3 separate regions of the Homo sapiens genome follow, and all the other regions are linked to region 2. A link is a loop called in an ENCODE intact Hi-C map of the cell type or tissue named here. Cell type or tissue: dorsolateral prefrontal cortex. All regions are shown on one strand.

Evidence for each region. A loop is a pair of places that touch in the nucleus more often than their neighbours do. Peaks named below come from ENCODE experiments on the same cell type or tissue, not always from the same donor. Only the 100,000 strongest peaks of a DNase experiment are listed, where the experiment ranks them.
Region 1: a loop joins it to region 2, with 5 times the contacts of the local background. A loop is called at or near these places in 58 of 110 quality-filtered maps.
Region 3: it touches region 2 in a loop (5-fold over the local background); 7 of 110 quality-filtered maps call a loop at or near these places.

Annotation. Positions count from the first base shown.
Region 1 is chr20:49,504,202-49,512,201 of GRCh38, forward strand. PTGIS (prostaglandin I2 synthase) reads right to left here. Exons shown (of 10, transcript NM_000961.4): 9 at 6,827-6,978; 10 at 1-3,863. The coding sequence ends at 3,719. Among named protein-coding and RNA genes, the nearest start is that of KCNB1, 26 kb to the left of the region's middle. RefSeq lists an enhancer at 981-1,482. In dorsolateral prefrontal cortex, CTCF peaks have their summits at 1,528, 4,552 (motif pointing left) and 4,752; DNase peaks (open chromatin) are centred at 1,500 and 4,317; H3K4me3 peaks cover 874 bases; H3K27ac peaks cover 2,206 bases.
Region 2 is chr20:49,329,959-49,337,958 of GRCh38, forward strand. It overlaps LOC105372649 (a long non-coding RNA gene), which reads left to right and starts at 376. Exons shown (of 4, transcript XR_001754659.2): 1 at 376-1,497; 2 at 1,988-2,066. RefSeq lists an enhancer at 4,220-4,279. In dorsolateral prefrontal cortex, CTCF peaks have their summits at 4,159 (motif pointing right) and 4,364; DNase peaks (open chromatin) are centred at 4,143 and 4,674.
Region 3 is chr20:49,884,055-49,892,054 of GRCh38, forward strand. SLC9A8 (solute carrier family 9 member A8) reads left to right here. Exons shown (of 16, transcript NM_015266.3): 14 at 1-12; 15 at 2,698-2,844; 16 at 3,775-8,000. The coding sequence ends at 3,882. Among named protein-coding and RNA genes, the nearest start is that of MIR12122, 24 kb to the left of the region's middle. RefSeq lists enhancers at 4,014-4,825, 4,826-5,637, 6,712-6,881 and a silencer at 4,514-4,633. In dorsolateral prefrontal cortex, CTCF peaks have their summits at 4,630 (motif pointing left) and 4,831; a DNase peak (open chromatin) is centred at 4,637; H3K27ac peaks cover 6,324 bases.

The sequences.
Region 1 (8,000 bases), 170 kb after region 2:
AGTGTGGCCTTAAGGCAATTCTAACACTTGCTTATCTCGTTTTGTAACAGAGAAGAGAGAGCTCTCAGCCTTGGCCACACCAGCATGGAGCCCCCTTCCCCAGCGAATTTATTTTTCATGGTCACTTTCTATTTTTGGCAGTGAGTGATACATGTTATCCACTATTGGCAGCAATTGGGGGGAAAAAAAGTTCATTTTAAAAACAAAGTTTAGGCCGGGCATGGTGGCTCATGCCTGTAATCCTAGCACTTTGGGAGGCCCAGGCAGGCAAATCACGAGGTCAGGAGTTCGAGACCAGCCTGACCAACATGGGGAAACCCCGTCTCTACTAAAAATACAAAAATCAGTTGGGCGTGGTGGTGTGCGCCTGTAATCTCAGCTACTTGGGAAGCTGAGGCAGAAGCATTGCTTAAACCCAGGAGGTGGAGGTTGTGGTGAGCTGAGATCGTGCCATTGCACTCCAGCCTGGGCAATAAGCGTGAAACTCCGTCTCAAAAAAAAAAAAAAAAGTTTAAAAAGCGAGTCTGTTTAAAGGAGAATATTTGGTAAACAACAATATTAAAATATAGCAAATAATAGTAACAATAATCACAATGGTAAGGAAACACTTCATTAGATCAACTTAAGAGTATTTTATTCTTGGCTGGGCGCGGTGGCTCACACCTGTAATCCCAGCACTTTGGGAGGCCGAGGCGGGCAGATCACGAGCTCAGGAGATCAAGACCATCCTGGCTAATACGGTGAAATCCCATCTCTACTAAAAATCCAAAAATTAGCCGGGTGTGGTGGCGGGTGCCTGTAGTCCCAGCTACTCAGGAGGCTGAGGCAGGAGAATGGTGTGAACACGGGAGGCAGAGCTTGCAGTGAGCCGAGATCACGCCACTGCACTCTAGCCTGGGCAGCAGAGCGAGACTCCATCTCAAAAAAAAAAAAAAAAAAAGAGTATTTCATTCTTGCCACTGAGCTTAAAAAGAAAGAAAGAAAGAAAGAGTATTCCTAACATATGTCCAGTAATTTTGATTCTTAAGCAAGGGATGAAGAAATACAATGGCATCCAGGTAACTTCCTAACTAGCGCATAGCAGGTAGCTAACCCACTCATCTCTCCCTCTTTTCTTTATAGCTTCTATTTTTTTTAAAGAGAAAAATAACGATTAAAACAAGGGCAGGTTTAAATAATCGTCTCCTGAGCTGCACTTCAGTATCTCAGGTAACAGCTGGAGCTGCCTGGTGGGAGCACATCTTTTCCTTGAGTGTAATTCACTAATGACTGTGGTTCCAAGGAGGTGCGACCTTTAAAGGGAATTGGCCCTTCTTTGAAGGCAGGTGAGAATCTAGTCTCAGTGACAACCCAGCCTGATTTGGAAGGGGGGAGTCATAAGGGTTTTCGCCCAGCACACCAGGGTTGCAGCCTGCGCAAGACCTTCCATAGCTATTTCTGCCGGCTTGCTTCCTTCCCTTCCCAGCCACGATGAGGCAGCTGAGGGTTGCCACGGAAACCGGCTCTGTCCTCCCACTGGAGGCTGCCAGCTCTGATTTCCTGCAGAGTTAAGAAGGAGGCGGCAGTGGGGGTCACCCAGGCGTGAAGATGGGTTTCCCTGGGGATATCCTGCCTCCTGCCAATCACAGCGTCTCTCTGGGAATCCTGGGGGTGCCTGGAGGCTGAGGCCCAGGGAAGCCCCCAAACCCCAGTGCTGCTCTGAGAAGAGACTAGCCTCTGGGACATTCAGAGGTCTGGGGTTCTTTTATCTCCCTCCAGCTAAAGCTAGAGGGACCTCATTATGTGTCTTACAAGATGTACCCAAGTTTAGGTGCCTCTGGCTCTGTCAGCTCCTGAAGTCGAGAAGAATTGTCCCATCACCAGTCCCCTTGAGCCCAAAGAACAGGAGTTGCTCATCCAGCATTTGCTCCTGGGACAGTAAATCTGCCTGCAGAGTTCTACAGCTTATGAGCTATGTGGCCCCAGGCAAGTCACCTCACCTCTCAGTTTTCTCATCTATGAAGTGGGCACAACCCTCCTTCTCTTCATAGAGATGCTGTGAGGAGTAGACATACTGTCTGTAGGGTCTCTCGCAGGCATTTAAAGGGTCTCAATAAACAGGACTTTATATTAATAAAAATAGCATCATAAAAAAGGTTTGCAGGCCATTTTTCTCTTTAAGCTGTTTTTTATTTTAATTAATTATTTATTTATTGAGACAGAGTCTTGCTCTGTCGCCCAGGCTGGAGTGCCGTGGCGCAGTCTCAGTTCACTGCAACCTCCACCTCCTGGGTTCAAGCAATTCTGGTGCCTCAGCCTCCTGAATAGCTGGGATTACAGGCACGCACCGCCACACCTGACTAATTTTTTTATGTTTAGTAGAGACGGGGTTTCGCCATGTTGGCCAGGCTGGTCTTGAACTCCCGACCTCAAGTGATCCGCCCACCTCGGCCTCCCAAAGTGCTGGGATTACAGGCAAGCCGGGGCAAAGGCAAATTTTCATCACTGATACATTTGTTCAAAGGGTGGTGCACTCAGGCTGGGTTGGACCAATTAGCTGGTCCCCACCACCTCTTACAATGTCACTTCTAAGAGTTAGAACAGGGTCTCACACTCAGATGCCTTCAGGTCCAGGAGGCGCTGTGAATGCAGAAGCAGACCCGGTCAGAACCCTGGTGAAGCCGAGAGCACATGTCCTGCATAAGGGAGGCGGCTGCCACTCAGCTCTGGCCAAGAGTTACCCTTGGGAATGTGAGCCCAGTGTGGCCAGATATACCAAGTTTTCAAGAGAAGCTGGACATTTTGAATGAACTCTCCCAAAGATGATAACAACTAAGGCATTTTTTTAAGTGAAGTCCAAACAAAACACGTCTGCAGACTGGATCGTGATCACAGTTGGGGCTTCTGCACTAGAATGCATGAAATCGGCACCTTCTTTTTTGGCTTGATCAGTCTAAGGAGTCCTGGCTGGCTCCTTCCAGCCATCTTGTCTGGGCTGTGTCTTCCTTAGCTCCCTACCTGAGTGCTGACACTGAGAAAGCCCATCCCATCTGGTGCCTGTCACTCTAGAACAGAGAACTCCACTCCTCAGAGCCCAGTGTTTGGAGGGTGCCCCTGTTCTGCACCGGGAATGCATCAGCCTTGGGGGAAGCTCTCCTGCATTTTCTCAAGTAGTGTGAGCAATGGGGCAATCTGGCAAATGGGGCCCCAGGGAAGCAGATCTTCTAAGGGACTCCTTTGGTTTTAGCTAGTTTAAGGATTATTGGGGGACTGACTGCTGAATGACATCAATGGACACAAAGGACATCCTGAGTGGCCTTTCTGTGGCCAGCATCCGCTTTGACTGGATAAGGCCCGGGCCATGCTAGCTCATAAGAACTAGGAAGGTGACACCTCCGGGAGTTGGGGGCAGAGCAGTGAAGACTCCTAGTTCTGCCTTATCTGAATAGCATTTGTGGATATCACGAGGTGAGAGTAACGAGGTGAATTGGGAGCAGACAAAGCCTGATTTTGGAAAGAAAACTTTGCAGTGGATAATCCATAGAGCTTTCAATGTCTTTTCTTTGTTCACCCTCTTAGCTTTTCCCTCCCCTGGACCCAGCCTTCTGGGAGAAAAGCAGGGAAGTGGTAATGCTAGCACCTGCACCCGGGCCAACTGTGCACACAGAAAGCTGGGAGGCTGGGGCAGGCTGGGGCAGGCTGGGCAGAGGCGAGCACGTGGATCCATCTGCTCCCTGTGTCATGGGCGGATGCGGTAGCGGACGGGCACGTCGTGTTCCGGCTGCATCAGACCGAAGCCGTACCTGCTGAGGTCAAACTCAGGGATCTCCACATCTGCGTTGATCAGCTCCAAGTCCAAGTGCACCAGCACAAGGAACACAAATCTGCAGAGAGATGGCATGGAAGGTGTGAAGGAGAGGAGTAGGGCAGGGGGTTATCGGGAACAAGGCAGGGGAGCCATGGCTGCCTCCTAAGTCTGACTCCAACTTTGAGTAAAGTGAGGAGAGGAGTGAGGAAGTAGAAGAAACGCATTTGCTGCTCACCACATTTGCCAGCCCCCTGTAAGGTTAGGCAGGCCCGTGGATGAGTTCTGGTGAATGGGCTGTGTGCAGAAGTGGCCTGTGTCACTCCTGTGTCAAAGCATTCGCGAGCCAGTGTGTGGCTCTCCAGCTGTCCCTCCTGCCTGGCAGCCATGCAGGCTTCACATTGAGACGGTGGAGCCGAAAGAGGGAAAGAGCCTGGCCCGAGTCTGTGCACAGAGTGGGGAAGCCCTCCAATCCCACAGCTGATACCGTGTGAGTGGAACTACACCTCTGTTGGTAAAAGCCACTGAGACTCGGCAGGTGCAGAGCTGAGCCTGTGCTGATTAATACGGCGACTCCTCTGGATCCTCCAGCCCACACACTTTGCCGCCTTTCCCCACACTCCTGGAACCCTCACTGTCTATCTTGGCCAGGACTGCTGCTAACCCTTAGGTGTCTTTGTGAGATTAGAAACAGGCATCGCTCTCAAGACATTTTACTGCCATCTCTGAGAAAATTGTCCTAAATAGACCAACTTTGCAAGAACAAGCACTCTCTACTGCCATCTTCTGGGAAAACTGTCATAATAACTATTCGCAGCTGCCATGCCTATGATGTAATCAGTGCCCCCATAAATGTGGAGGCAGCCCTACGGGGGATGTCAACGGTTGCTGCCTCCCTGCCTCATCTTACCAATGCCCATGTTCGTAAGGGTCAGGAGAATATCTTATGACTCTTTTCCCACCACTATTCCCTACCCCAACCCAGGCGCCCGATGCAGCACTGAGCACATGGTGGGGATTCTTTTGTCTCACTGAAGGAGTGAAGAAGAGGGCAGATGAGGAGAGAGGGGAGTTAACACTCTGGACAGATCTGGGCTGTGCCGCTTATGGGAATGTGGCCCTCGCCAAGTTCTTACCCACTCTGGGTCTCAGTTCTCCCATCTGGTCAAAGAGGGGAAAGGCATGTTGAGTCTCTTCCAGCTCTGAGGCTGTAGGAAACTAGAGGGTGAGTTTCTAAGGGATGGCGGTTTTGTGCCCACCCCTGGATTTGAACTCCTGCACCTCCACTTCCTGGGAACACGGCAAATGATCTGACCTGCCTAGACTCGGTTTTAGATGGACCAGCAGGGTTGTCATGACAATTCAGTGAGATAAAAATAACAACAAATTAGCTAATTTATTGGAACACTGTGCGCTAGGCACCATCTAAGCATTTAGTACCCGCTATCTCTTTTTATCTGTCCAAAAACTTGATGAGGTAGGAATGCCAGTCGGTTCTGCTCTAACACTTGTTTTGAACAGGTGAATTTGTTCCAATAGGATTGATATATTAGGGCACCATTTGAATATAATGCAAGTTTCACATTTGCTCACGTGCAATTTCACTTGTGAGAAACATGAGGTGAAGACGAAAGACTGCACCCAGCTGAACCTGGGTGTGCAGAAATCCATAAAATATACACATGCACACAACTAAGCATCGATCTACAGCCACAGTTATTACAGCACTTACATAGTTCTTAGCCAGGTAACATGTATAAAACTTTACTACCATTTTTTTTACTGGGTTCTTCTCTCTCTCTCTTTTTTTTTTATTATGTCACTGATGAGGTTTTTGAGTGTTGGCCCCAGTCCCCCTTTTCCCTCAATCCCTGCAGTTTTTTCTTTCTTTCTTTCTTTTTTTTTTTTTTTTTTTTTTCTGGAGACAGAGTCTCACTCTGTCGCCCAGGCTGGAGTGCAACGGCGCAATCTTGGCTCACTGCAATCTCCACCTCCTGGGTTCAAGAGATTCTCCTGCCTCAGCCTCCTGAGTAGTTGGGATTACAGGCACGCTCCACCACACCCGGCCAATTTTTGTATTTTTAGTAGAGACGGGGTTTCACCATGTTGGCTAGGCTGGTCTCCAACTCCTGGCCTCAAATGATCTGCCCACCTCGGCCTCCCAAAGTGCTGGGATTACAGGCGTGAATCCCTGCAGTTTTTGTTGCATGATTTCACACAGCAAGGTGATTTTAAGGAATGCATATGAGCTGTATTATGTTCATAATTGACTCCATTTTCTTGAGGAAACTGAGGCTAAAGGTTTATGTAACGTGCCCACTCACTTAGCACAATGCATGCACAATAATGATATTAACAATTATGGTAATAATTAACATTTTTCAAATGCCTACAATGAGCCAGACAGTGGGTTAAGAACTTAGAAAGATCCAATTCATTTATCCTGACACTCCTGGGGTATAGTTATAATCAGAACCCTCATTTTACAGTTGAGGAAACAGGCTCAGAAGGTAACCCAGCTTATGATTGCACAGGGGCTGGACAGGAGGACAGGGCAGATGTCATAACCCCTGGTCCAATCTGTTTGTGATCCTGGTGGCCAAAGCTCCTGGGGTTCAAGGGAGATAATTTATGAGGCTCTCGGCCCCACAGGTATTAAAATAACCAAGTGGGAACAGTGAAGTTCGGCCAGTTCCTAACATGAAGTTCTGAACATGCGGCAGCAGCTGCAGACGGGTAGCTACGGTCAGCTGAAAGGAATGTCCAGTATTTGGAATCTGGACACCAGTCTTGGAGGGAAGAACCTGCTGCCAGATCTGATTATTTCAAAAGAAATCCGAAATCTGGCTTTTTTACACGAGCTCTTCTGATTTATAAAAGCACACAGTTGTAAAACCACAAATAAGAGATGGCTCACGGGCTGTCCATGTGAAGCCTCTGCCAAACCATTCTCCTGGCTGAGCCCTCAGTCCCAGGAGAGAAGGGCGCCTGCCAACCAGGGGATCAGGAGCCACCCTGGCCCTGCCCTGGCCCCCCACTCACTGTTTGATGCTGTTGACCGCATAACTCCTCCCCAGGCAGTGATTGTGCCCCGCCCCCCAGGGCATGTTGTAATTCTTCAGCCGTTTCCCATCCTTGTAAAAGTCTTTCTTCTCTGATCCGTCAGGGTTCAGGAATCGGTTGTATTTAAATACCTGAAATAGGAAGAAGGTCCTTTTCTGACCCCATTCCCAGAACAAGCTCACACCAAGAAAAATGTATGAGGATGTTCATGACAGTCATGTTTATAAGAGGGAAAAACTGGAAACCATATACAGGTCAATTGATAGGGGATTGGTTAAAAAATTATGGCAAAAGGTTTGTGTGTACTGACATGGAAAGAATTTCTACAATTGGTTGTTGAGTGAAAAAAGCAAGTTTCAGAATAGTATATATTGCATGATCCTATACACACACCAATCTTTTCATGGCATGTGAATGTGTTGTGTGTATGCCTGTAAAGCCATGAAAACAATTCGCAAGGCACACTCCAAACCTTGGTCAGAGAACTCTGTAGAACTGGAGAAGAAGGGAAATACATATTTTTTACATTTAAGTATATATTTCTCTGTATTTCTTTATATTCTATGATATATATTACTTTTGTAATGTAAAATAAAAGAAATTAAAATATTTTTTAAAAAGAAAATGCCAATTTCCTTTGGTTACACTGCACAGTGGTAAGGCAAGGGTTGTAGCTGAGCACAGAGCTTGGCATGGAGTAGCTGCCGACTGAAAGATGGGTGGAAGGATAGGTGAATGAACCAGTGGATAGACTAAGAGATGGAAATGTGGATGGAAAGATGGATGAATGGAGGGATGGATAGATGGATGGATGGGTAGATGGGGTGGATGGATGGATGGGTAGATGGGTGAATGAATGGGTAGATTGATGGGTGGATGGATGAATAAATGGATGAATGGACAAATGGATGGATGGATGAGTAGATGGGTGGATAGATGGATGGATGGGTGGATAAGTAGAAGAATGGGTGGATGGACATATGAGTGAGTGGGTAGATAAATGAGTGGGTGGATGGATGGATAAATGAGTAGATGATTGAATGGACAGACGGATGGATAGATGGATGGATTCATGGGTAGGTGGGTGGATGAAAGAGTAGCTTCATGGGTGGATGGATGGATGGATGGGTGGATGGATAGATTAATGGATGGG
Region 2 (8,000 bases):
CAGCCTCCCGAGTAGCTGGGATTACAGGCACCCGCCACCATGCCTGGCTAATTTTTTGTATTTTTTGTTGAGACGAGGTTTCACCATGTTGGCCAGGCTGATCCCGAGCTCCTGACCTCAGGTGGTCCACCTGCCTCGGCCTCCCCAAGTGCTGTCAGAATGTAGTAAGGTGATATATGATGAGCACCTACTACATAAGTGCTCAATAAACAGCAGCTGAATTATTTTCTTTGCTCACCGTTACAGCCATGAGGCTCTGATCTTTATGACTGATCCCTTGAATCTTCTTTCAAAACATCTCACCTCTGTATTTGAGGGCTTGTCCCTTCACCATAGCATGAGAGCAACAGCTGCATCACAGTAGCTAACAATGTCAAGCAAATTACAAAGGGAAGAAACACTCACTGAGTACCTGCCTTGTGCCAGACCCTCGACCAATGTTACATTACATTCTGACAATAACACCAGGATGTAGATACTGATATTATCCCCATTTTGCAGTTAAGAAGAATGAGGCTCAGACAGGTGCAGTAACTTGATCAAGGTCACTCAGCTATAACAAGGGGAGTTGGGACTAACCTGGGCTTAGCTGGGGCTCTCCTTACTGCTCTAGGTGACACCAAAAGTACAACTACAGCTGTTGGAAGAGGGAAGGGAGGCTGTGTGTTAGGGATTCCTAAGGAATCACGAACCTCTTGTGAAATGATTATCAATTCTCTTCTATGTTCTCCTCTGTTTGATCTAGAAAGGAAGAAACTTGGAAGCTGGCCAAGTAAAATAATTTTATTCATTCATTTGTCTTTCTATCAATCCATCCCCCTATACCTCCTTTCTTCCATCCTTCCATTGTTACATTCACTCATTCATCTATTCTCCCATCCATCCATCCATCCATCCATCCATCCATCTACTCGTTCATCTAGCCATTTCCACTCATCTCTCTGCATTCTTCTATCTTCTTCCATTCTACCTTCTTCCATTCTTCTATCTTCCCATCCATCCATCCATCCATCCATCCATCCATCCATCCAGCTATCCATCCATCTATCTACCCATCCATTTTTTATTCATTCACCTATCCATCCACTTGTCAACTCTCCATCCATCCTTTCCATTCATCCTCTCTTCCACCCATCCATCTTTCTACTCATCTCTCTGTCTCTCCTTTTCTTCCAGCCTCTCATCTTCCCATTTATCTACCTATTATACATCCATTCTTCCTTTCTTCCATCATTTCAGCTATCTATCCATTTATTCATTTAGTCATTGACTTTAAACATTTTATTTTCTTCTTTTAAAATTATTTAATTAATTTTTTGCCTTTCCTATGGTGCTGATAGTTATTGACTCTTTTTTCTTTGTTTTTTTTTTTTGTTTGTTTGTTTTTCTGTTTTTTTTTTGTTTTGTTTTTTTGAGTCTAGGTCTTGCTGTATTGCCCAAGGCTGGAGGACAGTGATGCAATCATGGCTCCCTGCAGCCTTGATCTTCTGAGCTCAGGTGATCCTCCCCTTTTAGCTTCCCAGGTAGCTGAGACTACAGGTGCACGCCATCACATCTGGCTAATTTTTGCAGGATGAGGTTTCACCATGTTGCCTAGGCTGGTCTCAAATTTTTGGGCTCTAGCAATCCTCCTCCCTCGGCCTCCCAAAATGGTGGGATTACAGGCATGAGACATTGCTCCTGGCTGACTAACTCTTTTATCTACTCTATTAAAAAAATCATTCACTTATTCATTCAGCAAATCATTCATTCAAAAAGAATTTTTGAGACCACACCAGGCCCTGAAGTCTCAGAGATAACTATGATCCTGCTTCCAGCACTATAAAGGGCACTGGTAGGGATTATCTACCCAGTTCAAAGATCCTACAGTCTCTTTAGGGCTGTCTTGTAAGTGACTTGGATACCAGAGGTACCAAGCTCGGTGTCCCTATGGTGCCATAGCCTGGGATGTGGTCCGCCCTAACTCTGTTTTCTCCTTGACCCACAGTCCCTGCTTTGATAACCACAGGCAGCTACGGGAAAGAGTGGGAAAAGTGAGATAGTCCCAAGAAACAGGCAACAGCAGGGTAAGTGAAAATCAATCAACCTAAAGTCAAACTAAAATTTGTGAACATGTTTCCTTGAACTAAGTTTCTTTTTTTTCTTTTTCTTTTTTTTTTTCTGGAGATGGAGTCTTGCTCTGTTGCCCAGGCTGGAGCTCAGTGGTGTGATCTCAGCTCACTGCAACATCCGCCACCCGGGTTCAAGCCATTCTTGTGCCTCAGCCTCCTGAGTAGCTGGGATTACAGGCACACACCACCACGCCAGGCTAATTTTTGTATTTTTAGTAGAGACGGGGTTTCATCATGTTGGCCAGACTGATCTCGAACTCCTGACCTCAGGTGATCTGCCTGCCTCAGCCTCCCAAATTGCTGGGATTACAGGCGTGAGCCACCGTGCCCGGCCCAAAATTTCATTTATCACGTCTTTCTCTTACTTTGGCAACATCCATATCTCCCCGTTTGTCACCTTGTTACACCTGCAAGCTCATTAACATGGATTTTAAAGTCCCCAATGATTGGTCTCCATTCAACTTCATTCATTCACCCATTCATTCAACTTTGATTGAGTGCCTACTATGTGACAGGTACTGTGCTAGTCCTTGGGTTATGGCAAGGAACAAAAAAGACAGAAATACTTGGTCCTCATTGAGTGGACAGTCTAGTGGGAGGAGAGAGACAAAAAACAAATAACATGTTGGAGCCTAAGTGCCATGGAGAAGATAAAGCAGGGAAGGGGGTAGGGGTGCCCTGAGAAGGTGACATTTGAACTAAGATCTGGAGGAGGAGATCTGGGGGAAGAGTGTGCCTGGAAGAGGGAAACAGCAAGTGCAAAAGTTCTGGGGCAGGGCATGCCTAGTGTGTTCAAGGATCAGCAAGAAGGCGGGTATAGTTTGAGTGCAGGGAGAGAGTAGGAAATGAGGTTGAAAAGATAACAAGGTAGGAGGTAGATCCTGTGGGGCCTGTAGGCTGTGTTGAGGAGTTGCGCACTTTCTCTCATGAGGTGGGAGTCATGGTAGGGTTTTTAGCAGAGGAGTGACATGATCTGACTTAAGTCTTCACAGGATTCCTTGGGATCCTACTTGGACAATGGATAGAGGAGAAGCAAGGGGGTAACTCGGGAGACCAATGAGGAGGCAATTGCAGTGGTCCAGGCGAGGGAAGAAGGTGGTTTGGACCAGGGTGGTTTCGTCGTACCTTGTGAAGGATGGATTGTGGGGACTGGCGACAGATCAGCGTGTTGTGGGATCGCGGAGCTGAGGTCAAATTTCCAGGACAGTGCCTGGCTCATGATAGGTACTCAGTAAATATCAGTTGAAAGAATAAGGTCTGAACTAAGTCAGTGGCAATGGAGATGGACAGGAGAACTAAAAGGGTTAGGATTCTTTTGATTGCAAGTGACAGAAACTTAGCTCAGACTGCGTCAAGTGAAAAGGTGAAGTATTGGTTTAGATAACCGGGAGGGAAGTTCTGAAATAACATTACTTCAAGCAGGGCTGGCGCCAACGGTGTGTGTAAGGCCGTCAGGGCTGGCTCTCGTCCCCTCTCTTTCTGTCACTCGCTCCATGGGTTGACTTTATTCTCAAGCAGGCTCTTTCCCTGTGGTGGTCAAGATGGGCATCTTGCAGAGATTGTGGGGATAAGCAGCCCCACATCCTCCCAGATCAGTAACCCCAAAAGTGTCCTCTTGGAAGTCTCAGCGGATCATATCTGGAGGAGACCCCGATTGGGTCTGCTTGGATCCTGGGCCCATCCCTGAACCAGTCGTCGTGGCCAGGAAGATGGGGAACTCTGGTCGGTCAACTCCAATCACATACCCGCCTTAGTGGCAGCTGTGGGAGCCACGGCCAGGCCGGCTGAGTGATGGCCCCTCCAAGACCATAGGGCGAGGGCAAGAAGTTTCCAAACAAACTGCCAAAAGGGGAAGAGAAATTGTATGGGGAAGACGCAATTTCTAGTTATCACAGACTTCTGGTAGGGGACAGATTCCCGAGGGGATATGGGGGCAGATCAGAGAGGGAAGGACTGGGGATGGGCTTTCGGCTGCACCTGGAAGAAAACCGTGGGCTCCTCTGGCCACCAGGGGGCAGCAGATTCACACAGAGTCATTCACGAGTCCTTGACACGCCGCGTCTCCTCCAGCAGGGGGTGCTATTTACTGCTCCTTGTAGAAAAAGTTGGGTGGAAGTAAAATTTGGCAAATTCTGGGTCTTATTTCAGATACCCTTGAATGGGGGGGCTTTCCTTTTAAAGAATTCTCATTGCAAATCTTTTTTTCTTCTGTTTTTTGAGACCGAGTCTCACTCTGTTGACCAGGCTGGAGTGCAGTGGCGCCATCTCAGCTCACTGCAACCTCTGCCTCCGGGGTTCAAGCCGTTCTCCTGTCTCAGCCTACCAAGTAGCTGGGACTACAGGCGCGAGCCACCACGCCTGGCTAATTTTTGTATTTTTAGTAGAGACAGGGTTTCATCAAGTTGGCCACTGCAGTGAGCCACCGCGCCTGGCCTTTTTTTTTTTTTTTTCCCTCTTTTTTTTTGAGGCAAATCTTTTTCTTTTCTCTTCTTTTTCTTTCTTTCTTTTTTTTTTTTTTTGTGGCAAATCTTTTTAATAAAATAGGATCTTTTGAAAGAACGTGCCGGGCGCGGTGGCTCACGCCTGTAATTCCAGCACTTTGGGAGGCTGAGGTGGGTGGATCACCTGAGGTCAGGAGTTCAAGACCAGCCTGACTAACATGGAGAAACCCCGTCTCTACTAAAAATACAAAATTAGCCAGGCGTGGTGGCACATGCCTGTAAATCCAGCTACTCGGGAAGCTGAGGCAGGAGAATCACTTGAGTCAGGGAGGTGGAGTTTGTTGCGGTGAACCGAGATTGTGCCATTGCACTCCAGCCCGGGCAACACCAGCAAAACTCCGTCTCAAACAAACAAACAAACAAACAAAGAAAAGAAAAAACACAGTGGAGAGCTTAAGAGTATCTATTTAGGCTTATTTTCAGCAGAGATGGTTCCATTTTACATCCCACTGCTTATTAGGTATGTGGCCTTGGGCGAGTTTTCTCTCTGATCCTCCGTTTCCTAATCTGTAAACTAGGGGAAACACCTACCTTGCAGGGGTTCCATATTCCATCGGCCCCAATGACTTATTTAACATTTTAAAAACTGAGCTGGATATAATTCTAGGAGTTGGACCCAACAGTAAACAAAACAAATGAACATTCCTGGCATTATGGAGCCAGCCTTCTAATGGGGAAAACAGATGAGAAATAAAACACTCAGTCTTTTGGATAAAGTGCTTAGAATAGGGTCTGCCTGGTACATGGTAAACCCTGAATAATGTTAACTTGAAAAGCAGAAGTTGAATCTTGTTGTATGCAACCTGTTGAGGCCAATTGGGTTGCACAAAAGATTCCTGTATCAGGGAGAAATTGTACCAACCTGGGCCTAAGATAGGGCTGGATGTACAGTAGGTGCTTCATAAATGCTCATGGGTACTTGAGGTGGTATCTCCCTGTGTGGCTGCAGGTACTGTGTCCAGTTCCAGTTGGGGTCCATTCCAGGGAGCTGCGGGCAGGCGAGGGCACCCCATGCCCAGTGGACAAGGTATCTGAGTCAGGGCCACACGGTCTGTGTGAGGAGTGAATGGCCTGCCCAGGACACCAGGAGCCGGCGCTGCTACGGGGACGGTGGTGGGGCCAAAGGGTGAGCGACAGGACTCGGGCATGGGCAGGTGTGGCTGTAGAGCCCAGGGCATCTCTGCTGCCTGAGATAGCACCCTGGGAGAGAGATGCTGCTCCCTGGCCAGGGCGGGGGCCAGCAGGGTCCCAATCCCAGGGTCCAAAGAGACCAGCCAGTTAGGAGCCGGACTCCTGCCACTTCCGGTGGTGTAAACTTGGGCAAATCTCATCACCTCTCGGATCACTAAGTGCCTCATCTGAAGATACAGATAATGAGAGGACTTCCCCATCGGTCAGGGGTGAGGGCTAAGTGAGATTGTGCAAGGTGAGGACCTAGGACAGTTTCTGACATCCAGAAAGTATCCAAGAAAAGGGAGCTTGCATGGTCATTGAACCCTCACGAGTCCCTTAAAGGCCAGATTTGGTTACTCTCATTTTATAGATGGGCAAACCAACTCAGAGAGGCAGTGTGACTTAGTCAAGGTCACACAGCAGGGTTTGACCCAGATTTGGCTTACATTATCCCTCTAGACTGCCTCCCGTGGGGTGAGGGTATCTTGGAAAGCACTTCACACATACTAATTATAATACTGGCTTACATCGATTGAGCGCTTCCTATGAGTTGAGGATTATTCCAAGCTCTTTATATTCCTTCATTCATTCAGTGTTGAGCATGTGCTAGGTACTGTTCTGGGCACTAGGGATTCTGCAGTGAAGAAAACAGCTGAGGTCCCTTCCCTTATGCAGACAGTAAGGTCCCTTCCCTTATGCTGGGAGGAGGCAGACATCGGGCAAATAAATCTATAATTTGTCAGATGGGAGATGAATGTTAGGAGAGAAAGCAGAGTAAGGATGATGTCCTGGGGGTTGTTAATTTTTTTTTTCTTTTCTGGGTCTTGCCCTGTTGCCCAGGCTGAAGTGCAGTGGTGTAATCCCAGCTCACTGCAGCCTCAACCTCCTGGGCTCAGGTGATCCTCTCACCTCAGCCTCCCGAGTAGCTGGGACTACAGGATGCACCACCATGCTTGGCTAACTTTTGTATTTTTTGTAGAGACGGGGTTTCACCATGTTACCTAGGCTGGTCTTGAACACCTTGGCTCAAGCGATCTGCCCGCCTCAGCCTCCCAAAGTGCTGGGATTATGGGTGTGAGCCACCGTGCCCAGCCATTATTTTTAAAAGCCTGATCAAGGAGGGTAACAGAAAGGAGGTGATATTTGGACGGACACCCAAAGGAAATGAGGGAGGAGCCATGTGGATCTCTGGAGGAATAGCTTTCCAGGCAGAGGGACGGCGAGTGCAAAGGCCCTGAGGTAGAGCGTGCCTGCTGCACTGAGGAGCAAGAGAGGCCATTGGGCAGGAGCAGAGTGAGTGAGGGAGAGCGTAGAAGGAGGTGAAGTCACACTAACACACCGTATGCCAATGAAACATTGCAAGAATCTAACATGGATACTTTTAGGATCTCTGCTTTCCAGATGAGTTGACTGAGATACAAAGAGGTGCCCAAGGTCACATACCTAGCAAATGGCAGAAATGAGATTTGACCCTGAACTGCTCAGACCCCCAAGCCAAGCTCTAAACTCTAGTCTAGACTGTTTCTTACTGAACATGCTTTTCCGGTGCAGGGATTATCACACTGTTGGAATATGAGCTCTCTCTGGGGTCTGTACAGGGAGTTCTACCATTTCCAAGGGTGTTAATTTCCTTCTTTTAAAAATTAAGCAGCCCTGATCACTGTAAACTTAGAACAGGGAATGCCAAGGCCAGTTAGGGTGTTAGGGAGAAACGCATTTAGGCAGGAGGCATTGGATTACACAGATCTGGGTTCAGATTCCACCTCTGGCCCTGATTGGCTATGTGACTCTGGGCAAGGCCTGCACGTGACCCGGACAGTCACCACCACGTACGATTGTGGGGAGCACCCACAATTTTGCACAGCACCTGACCCCTTGTAGATACCCACTAGTGGGGGCTGCTGTCATTATCTCTAATCTGCAGAATAGATATAATAAGACGTAGTTTGTGAAAATGAGATGTAATGGATGTGATGAACCTGGCACATAGTAGGTTCCCAGTAAATACACGTCCAACAATATTATCACACTATAGGGTGGCCCTTCCTGCCAGCCTCCCTTCCAACCTCCCTCCCGCTTACTTGTCCTAGACCTGAGATTCCACTGTTAGAGTTTCATTCTTTGGGATAGGCGCTCACTTTTTAGAGCTTCAGTTTATTCATCAATTTTTGGAAACACTTTCTAGTCTTAAGACTCTGATTAATCCCAAATTTCT
Region 3 (8,000 bases), 550 kb after region 2:
ACTGAGAAGATGGTTAGTACCATGCGCCTGTGGGGGTGGGGCAGGGGGCTGGCCTGCTACGCAGCTGGTGGTCCCCACTGTCAGGAAATGGGGAGATGAGCCTTGCTTTCTTGCTTTGAGGATGCCCAGCACCTCCACACACACGACACACACACACACACACACACACACACACACACACACACACGACACACACACACACACGACACACACACACACGACACACACACACACGACACACACACACACACACACACACACACACACACACACACACACACACCCCCCGGTCATCCCCCCTGAGAAGGAGGTGACGGAACTTGAGTTCTGAAGCATGGCTCTTGGGGTGGGGGTGTCTGGTGGCCTTGTGACCTGCCGCAGCCATGGGGGCTGTGGACGACCCCATCTGCTCCCTCTCTGAAGCTCCATGGGGCACCACAGGAGTCTGGACCTGTGCCACAACCACAGCAGTGCCTCTGCCCTGCCAGCAGCTGAGACACCTGTCAGGGCCCAGGTTTGAGGGTTTCAAAATCCTGTCATTCCCCAGTATGGTTTTACTAAAAACCACCTGTTGGGGGCCTGAGGAGGGGAGGATGTCTTGCGGTGGCTGTGAGGGCCGTGAGAGGGGTACTCCCCCAAGGACAGACATGGTGTGGGGCTGGAGGTACCCAGGCCCCAGCTGTAGGGAGAGCTGAGGTTCTGCAGCCTGCCCACCTCTTCTTCCTACAAGCCACCGCCCCTGCCACCAGGCTGCCTTCCCGCCCTGTCTTCACCCTCAGGACCCCTGTGCAAAGCTAGGCCCTCTGACCGAAGCAGAGGCTGCTGTAGGCTCCAGCCCAGAGCATCCCCTGCTGATCACCATGCATTTCTGGACATGCATCTCTTTCTAGTTCCCGTATTCTAGGCCTCAGTAACTTTAATCAGTCATCAGAGGCCCAGGAGTCCTCACGTGGCCATCCACGGCTAACACTGGAGTCAGGGCTGGCAAGACCATGGCCTCCAATCTCCATGCTCAGCTGGGCCCCTCACCCAGTGCAGTGCTGCTGGGAGGAAACTTCCAGATGGCTGTGAGGCCTGGCTCTGCAGAACTTCCACCACACTAAGAGGCCCTTTGCCCCCACCCCCTATCTACCAACTTTTTTGTTTTTCACAAAAGCTCTAGCTTAGGCCTTTCTGGGTATCAGAATCGGTGGGGGGCTTGCTACACACAGGCTGCTGGGTCTCACACCAGCATCTCATAGGTATGGTATGGGGTCCGAAAGAATTTGTGTTTCTTCTTATTTATTTTTGAGACAGGGTCTCACTCTATTGCACAGGCTGAAGTGCAGTGGCGTGATCGTGGCCCACTGCAGCCCAGACCTCTTGGGCTCAAGCGATCCTCCCACCTCAGCCTCTGGAGTAGTTGGGACTCCAGACAGGCGTGACCCCACCCAGTTAATTTTTTCTTATTTTTAGTAGAGATGGGGTCTCACCATGTGGTCCAGGCTAAGAATTTGCGTTTCTAACAAGTTGCCAGGTGGTGCTGCTGCAGCTGATCCTGTGAACACGCTTGGCGAAGCACAGCACTAGCAGAAACAGGACAGCTCCTCTGAGGATGAACCGCTGAGTTTCTGGAATGTTTTCTGTGGCAGTCAGTGTGCTTGCGTTTTCCTTGGATGATCTCAGATTGTCCCCATAGCCTGCCAGAAACTGGCGCTTTCATTATACCCACTTTGCAGATGAGAATGCCGAGGCACCAAGAGAATCAGACAGCTGTGGGCACAGACTCCCGAGCCTGTCCTCTTTACTACCACGCTGATCAGCAGTCCTCAAAATGGGCTCCCCAGACTAGCAGCATCACTGGAAACCTGTTAGATCTGCAGATTCCCAAGCCCATTCAGACCTACTGAATTAGCACCTCTGCAGGTGGCTGCGGTGGGCTCAGTATTTTGTGGTTTCACAGGCCCCCCAGGTAGATTCTAATACAGACCAGTGTTTGACAACCACTGCTTCACAGCATCTAAATGCCCTCCCCTCCCCGGCCATCCTCTGCCCTCCCTGCACCTGCCCCGTCCCCCTCCCCACCACCTGCAGTGAAGCTGCAGAGCACACTTCACTGTGGCCCCACTGAGACTCCTCCAGCAGAGCAGGCGCTGCACTCAGAGCCTGTCTGCTTTGCTCCTACCTATGACCCGAGTCCCGCCTCTTTACCTCCGTCTCTCCCCTCCACATGGGGTCCTTTTCTTCGTCCCTCCCCAATTCCTACAGGATGTGTTCCTCTCCCCTCTCCTCTCTTGACTTGATTGGCAAAAGCCTGTCCACGGTGGAGTCCTAGCTAATAGAGCCACAGGCAAAGAGACAAAAAGCCTCCCTGTGCGATTTGCTGCTAATGAAAAGCCCAGAACAGCAGTTCTGGTCCTGGTTGCATGATAGAATCACCCAAAAGCTTGAAAAGCTTAAAGACCAAGCCCCAGCCTGGCCCAGTCCTTCTGTTTTAGCTGTCCTAGGTGGGGTCCTGGGCATCCATTGTGCCCTGATGGACGTTCCTGCCTCCCTGCAGGCTCCCAGGAGGCCGTCTGCTGCCCGTCACCCTGCATTGATGGTCAAGTGGAGTTAGGGTTGGGGACACTGGCGGCCTGGGTGGTGTGGGGGCTTCCAGGAGGTGCCCCCCGATGGTGCCAGCTGGTGGCCGTCGGGCCGCCTTTCCTCCCTGCTCAGGGCAACACTGTGGAGTCGGAGCACCTGTCGGAGCTCACGGAGGAGGAGTACGAGGCCCACTACATCAGGCGGCAGGACCTTAAGGGCTTCGTGTGGCTGGACGCCAAGTACCTGAACCCCTTCTTCACTCGGAGGCTGACGCAGGAGGTGGGATACCGGCCAGGCCACACTTTCTGGGGGTCCCTTGCCTGCCTCCTTCAGGACCTGCGGTGGCCCAGGGTGGGGTGGAGGAAGAGTGGGGAGGCAGGAAAGCTCACGTGGGCCCGCCAGGCCGCCGCCTCCCGATCTGGAGGCTGGACGTGCTTGTGGAACTCGGCATCTGCTGTTTTTCCTTCGCTGCCACATTTAGTGCGAGGTTAATAATAGATTTGTTAACACAGTTTGGTTTTCCTGGATGATAGACTCGGGGTATTGATCAGCTACTGAATCGGAGCTGAGGAATTTCAGACATACCAGGGCCTCAAGCTGTGGCCCAAGTCTGCCCCCAGCTCAGGGCTCTGGTTCTGTCCCTCGGGGCACTGCTGGCCTCTCTTTAGTTGGAGGCCTTGGGTAGGGGTGGGGCTCTTCCTGCTGCTGCCCGCTTTGTTTCCGAGCAGGCCCATTTTCCACTCTCCGGCAGGCCTGAGAGCTGCCGGTGTGTGCGCTCTTCCAGGAGCCAGGCAGCTCCAGTGACTGTGACCACGACCGCTTCCTTCTCCAGCATCCTGTGCAGTGGATGCAGCTGTGTCCCTGACAGCTGAGGAGATGGAGGCCTAAGGGGGTGCAGTAACCCCGCAAGGTCACAGCCAATATGGGCATAACTGGGAGCAGAGCTAACTGTGTCTGACTCCAGAGACCACATGTTCAGCCTCAAGCCATGCTCCCTCCTCCTTTCTGAATGACACCTCCCGTGACCTCCACCCCCACAAAGAACAATCCCAGCTCAGTTTGTTCAACTGAAACTGAAGTTGCCTGTGGCCATCACCCTGCCTCCCACCTCCTCCCTAGACACCCCACACAAAACACCCAGTAGCATCCCCTCCCTTCCATGGCCCTGCCCCTGACGCCCTGACGGCTTGGTTGTGTCTCTCGACCCAGGACCTGCACCACGGGCGCATCCAGATGAAAACTCTCACCAACAAGTGGTACGAGGAGGTACGCCAGGGCCCCTCCGGCTCCGAGGACGACGAGCAGGAGCTGCTCTGACGCCAGGTGCCAAGGCTTCAGGCAGGCAGGCCCAGGATGGGCGTTTGCTGCGCACAGACACTCAGCAGGGGCCTCGCAGAGATGCGTGCATCCAGCAGCCCCTTCAAGACATAAGAGGGCGGGGCGAGGTACTGGCTGCAGAGTCGCCTTAGTCCAGAACCTGACAGGCCTCTGGAGCCAGGCGACTTCTTGGGAAACTGTCATCTCCCGACTCCTCCCTGAGCCAGCCTCCGCTCAGTGTGGCTCCTCAGCCCACAGAGGGGAGGGAGCATGGGGCCAGGTGCCAGTCATCTGTGAAGCTAGGGCGCCTACCCCCCCACCCGGAGGACCCCTGCGGCCCCCTGCCTAGAGGAGCACCATCTACAGTTGTGCCATTCCCCAGCCACTGCCTTCATGCTGCCCCCGCCGGACTGGCAGAGCCAGGGGTCAGCCACCTGCCTTTGAGTCATCAAGATGCCTCTGCAGCCACAATTCTGACCTAAGTGGCAGGGCCCAGAAATCCTGAAAACCTCCCGCTGCCTTTTGTGATACTTCCTGTGCTCCCTCAGAGAGAAACGGAGTGACCTTTTGTCCTTTACCTGATTGGCACTTCGCAGTCTATCTCCCTGGGTAGCAGACGGCTGCTGCCCTTCTCTGGGCATGTTCTGAATGTTTACACTGGTACCTTCTGGTATCTTCTTTAGAGCCCCCTGCAAGCTGCAACTCTAGGCTTTTATCTTGCGGGGTCAGAGCGCCCTCTAGAGGGAAAAGCTAGAGGCACAGGGTTTCTGCCGGCCCACAACTGCTGTCTTGATTTGCATTTTACAGCAAAGTGCTGAGAGCCTCTAGTCGCCTCCTGCCATCTGATCTCCCTCCCCACCATTCCCGTACTCAGTTGTTCTTTTGTCTAATCGGAGGCCACTGTGCTGAGGCCCTGCAGTGTCTGCTCACTGCTGCCATCTTCGCTGCTAGTCAGGGTTCCATCCTCTTTCCCCTCTCCCAGTTCCCTACCACGTTGGATCCCATTCGTCACCCATGCTAGGGTCCCCAAAGCACTGGGGCAGGGGCCAGAGCAGCAGCACCCAGTGCTCCCTCCTCTACTCTGACCTGGGGCCCCAGCATCCTGGAGCACACGCTCCACGCACACACACCCCAGCCCTGTCCCAGGGGCCTGGCCCCCTCAGCCATCTCAGGGTGAGGAGCTGCCAGTCATGTCCAGATGGAATGACTCCCATCCTCTCCTCATCTCCCCTTTGACGAGCCTCAAACTGCTCAGCTCATCAAAGAGCCATTGCCAACTTCCGTATGTGGTTCTGGGTCCCAGGGAGCCTTGGAACCTGGCACCCTGGGGTGGTTTAATTCATCATTAAGAAGCATTCCTGCTTCTCAAGGGACACAGTGGCCTGCATGGGCCAGCATGGACCCTGGGCTGATCATGTGCATTCCTGCTTCTCTGGGGACACAGTGGGCCCACATGGGCCAGCATGGACCCTGGGCTAGAGCAAGCACATCTCCATCTCTTCCACCTCAGGCAGTGTGGCTCCAGATGTCAGGAGGGACTGACCTCAGGACCTTCCAGGTTCCTCTGTGCCAGGAATGAGAGGCCAGGCCCGATCCTACCACCTCGCCTTGACCCTGAAGTCAGAGCAGGCCAGCCAAGCAGGAAGCACACTGTTTACTTTTTGCATGAAAAGTAAATGTGTACTTGATAGAGCTAAAATATGATCTTTTTTAATTTCTCAACCCCATAATTTGAGCCATTGCCTTGCTTAATTTTGGTTTCCACCATTTCCTTTTAGTGGAGAAGAGAGGAAGTCAGAGGGTAGGGACCTTTGCCTGCCCCTGGGCGAGTGCGGGCAGGGATCTGAGACCAGATTGTTCTCGCACCCCTGCCAGAACTCACTCTCCCCTGAAGTTTAGGGTCCCATCTCCCAGATGTAAGTTGTTTTGCAAACTCAGTTTGCCAGGATTTCTTTCTTTCCTAATCTTAAATTCACAGATAAAGCAATGAAAAGAGTCAGATCCCATTTCCGTCTGCCCCCTCGTCACCAGGTGTGATAGCCCCAGCCAGGTCACACCTGGCCTCACACTTTGAGCTGAGACTTGAAAACGATGCTGTGGCGGAAGAGCATGTGGGGCTTGGTGGAGGGGCCCCAGGATTTGTTGGGGGCAAAGGGGGTGGCGGGACCGTTCCCAGGAGGTACCAGCACCTGCCTCGATCTCCTCTGAGCCTCTTCTGCCCCCTGTCGGCCAGGTGAGGTCAGCAGCCTGGGAGAGTGCCCCCAAGAGATGAGGGCACCCCGTGTTCCTTGGCAATCTTGGCTCACCTTGGTAACAAAAGGCCATAGAAGTCTGTTTTTCTGGGTCAGTTTTTTTTGCCTGAGAATAACAAATTGCTGCTGTCTACCTTTAGCACACCCAATAATTCTATTTGGGGCAGTGAATGCATAGAAGATATAAAAATACGCAGCTTAACTATATCTTCCTGCGTGTGTATTTATTTTCTTCTGGGTCTAGGCCATGGTACAGGAGAACTGTGGCGTGTAGGAGGAATACTTCAGGATGAGTGAAGGCTGGAGCCAGGGAGCGCTGGAGGAAACCAGCCCTTTAGCCAGCAGCCCCTCCACCACAGGCACTGCTGTGTGGAACGAGTTCTTGGAATGAATCCCATGCTTTCTGCAGCCTGTAGTTGTTATGACCCCTCGGAACAACCACCCCGTGGCTTGTGTGGGGTCTCGCAGGGAAAAGGGCTGGCTTCTAGGTCCCCGAGATAAGTGTGCAGGGGGATGGGCCAGGGCCAGGCTAAGGGTGGCTCAGTTCCATCATCTGGAGGTCAGACACACTGTCCAGAGGCAGAACTGAAGCCCTCTCGGCCCCTACCCTAAGCCAGCCACCCCTCTTCACAGTGGGTGAGCTGGGCTGGGCTGGCTGGCATGAGGCCAAGGGGTAGGCCTGAGCGCCAGAGTCGCCCAGGTTAGCCCACAGGATTCCTTTGTGTGCCATGGAATGCTGAAAGATGGGTGACTGGGGACCCTTCTTAAAACCTTTGGCAAAGGTGCCATCGGCAGGGCTTGGCCTCATGAAGTCTCAGGTCCGTGTTCCCGCAGGGCGCACATGCTTGGAGAGTCCTCAGCAGGGTAGCCGAGGCCAGGCCACTTCTGCTGAGGATGGGGCAGGCTGGGGTGTGGGTGTGGCCTGGGGTGGCTCAGGGCTGGAACTGCTGCCTGATTCCTGTGTGGGGAGAAGCTCAGTGGCCGTTTGCTGCCACTGACAAGGATTTCACATGCAGAAGAGAAAAGGCCCCCCTCCACCCCCCGCATTCCCTGCCGAGTGAGAGCCAGTGTTTGCTGCCCTTGCTGGGGGCGGGTAGGAAACCCTGAGCTTCCTGATGCGGAGTCATGAAGCAGAGTCCTCGGGAAGGCATCTCCACAGCCCCGGGTCCTCTGTCTAACGCCCTCCATTTCACGCCCTCCATCTCACAGTCAAGATAAAGGCCTCGAGAATAAAGAGCCAGCCCCCTTCCATTTAGTCTCCTGCCGTTTCCCAAACAGTTGTCCAACAGTTAGACATTGAGGGGCTTCACTGTTACCAGGCATGTAACAGAAGGAGGAAGACTAACACACACCCCCTGCCCCATCCCATCCCCCTCTCCCGAGCTATTTTCTTGCTGTGGCCTCTGGTGCCCTTGAGTTGGTCTCCCCGGCTGCTCTGCGGGGGCTTCACTGGCTTCGGAGTGAGCGCGAAGTGCTGGTGAGCAGTGGGCCTGTGATTGGATGGGAAGATGTGCATCCGTGGTCAAAAGTCAGCTGCCAGCCCTGCGGAACCAGAGCCTCAGGCTGGGATGGGGAGGCCTCCCTGCTTCCACCTGCATGGTGGGCATGGCCTGGCTTACACCAAAGGCTTTGACGGTTTCTCCAAGTAAGGATCTGCAAATCTTGAATCGTCCTCAAAATGACGAAGCTTGAATTGTCCTCAAGATGGATGTGAATCTTACATTCCTTTTCATCATTTCCTTTGTAAAAATGACGAGTGCTGGGTTTTTGTTTTAAGAAGCATTATGAAGGCCAGACTTACTCATTTTTCTCCCCCAAGTGAGCTGCAAGAGGCCCCTGTTAGGCCCCTGTTTCCTGAGCAGTGAT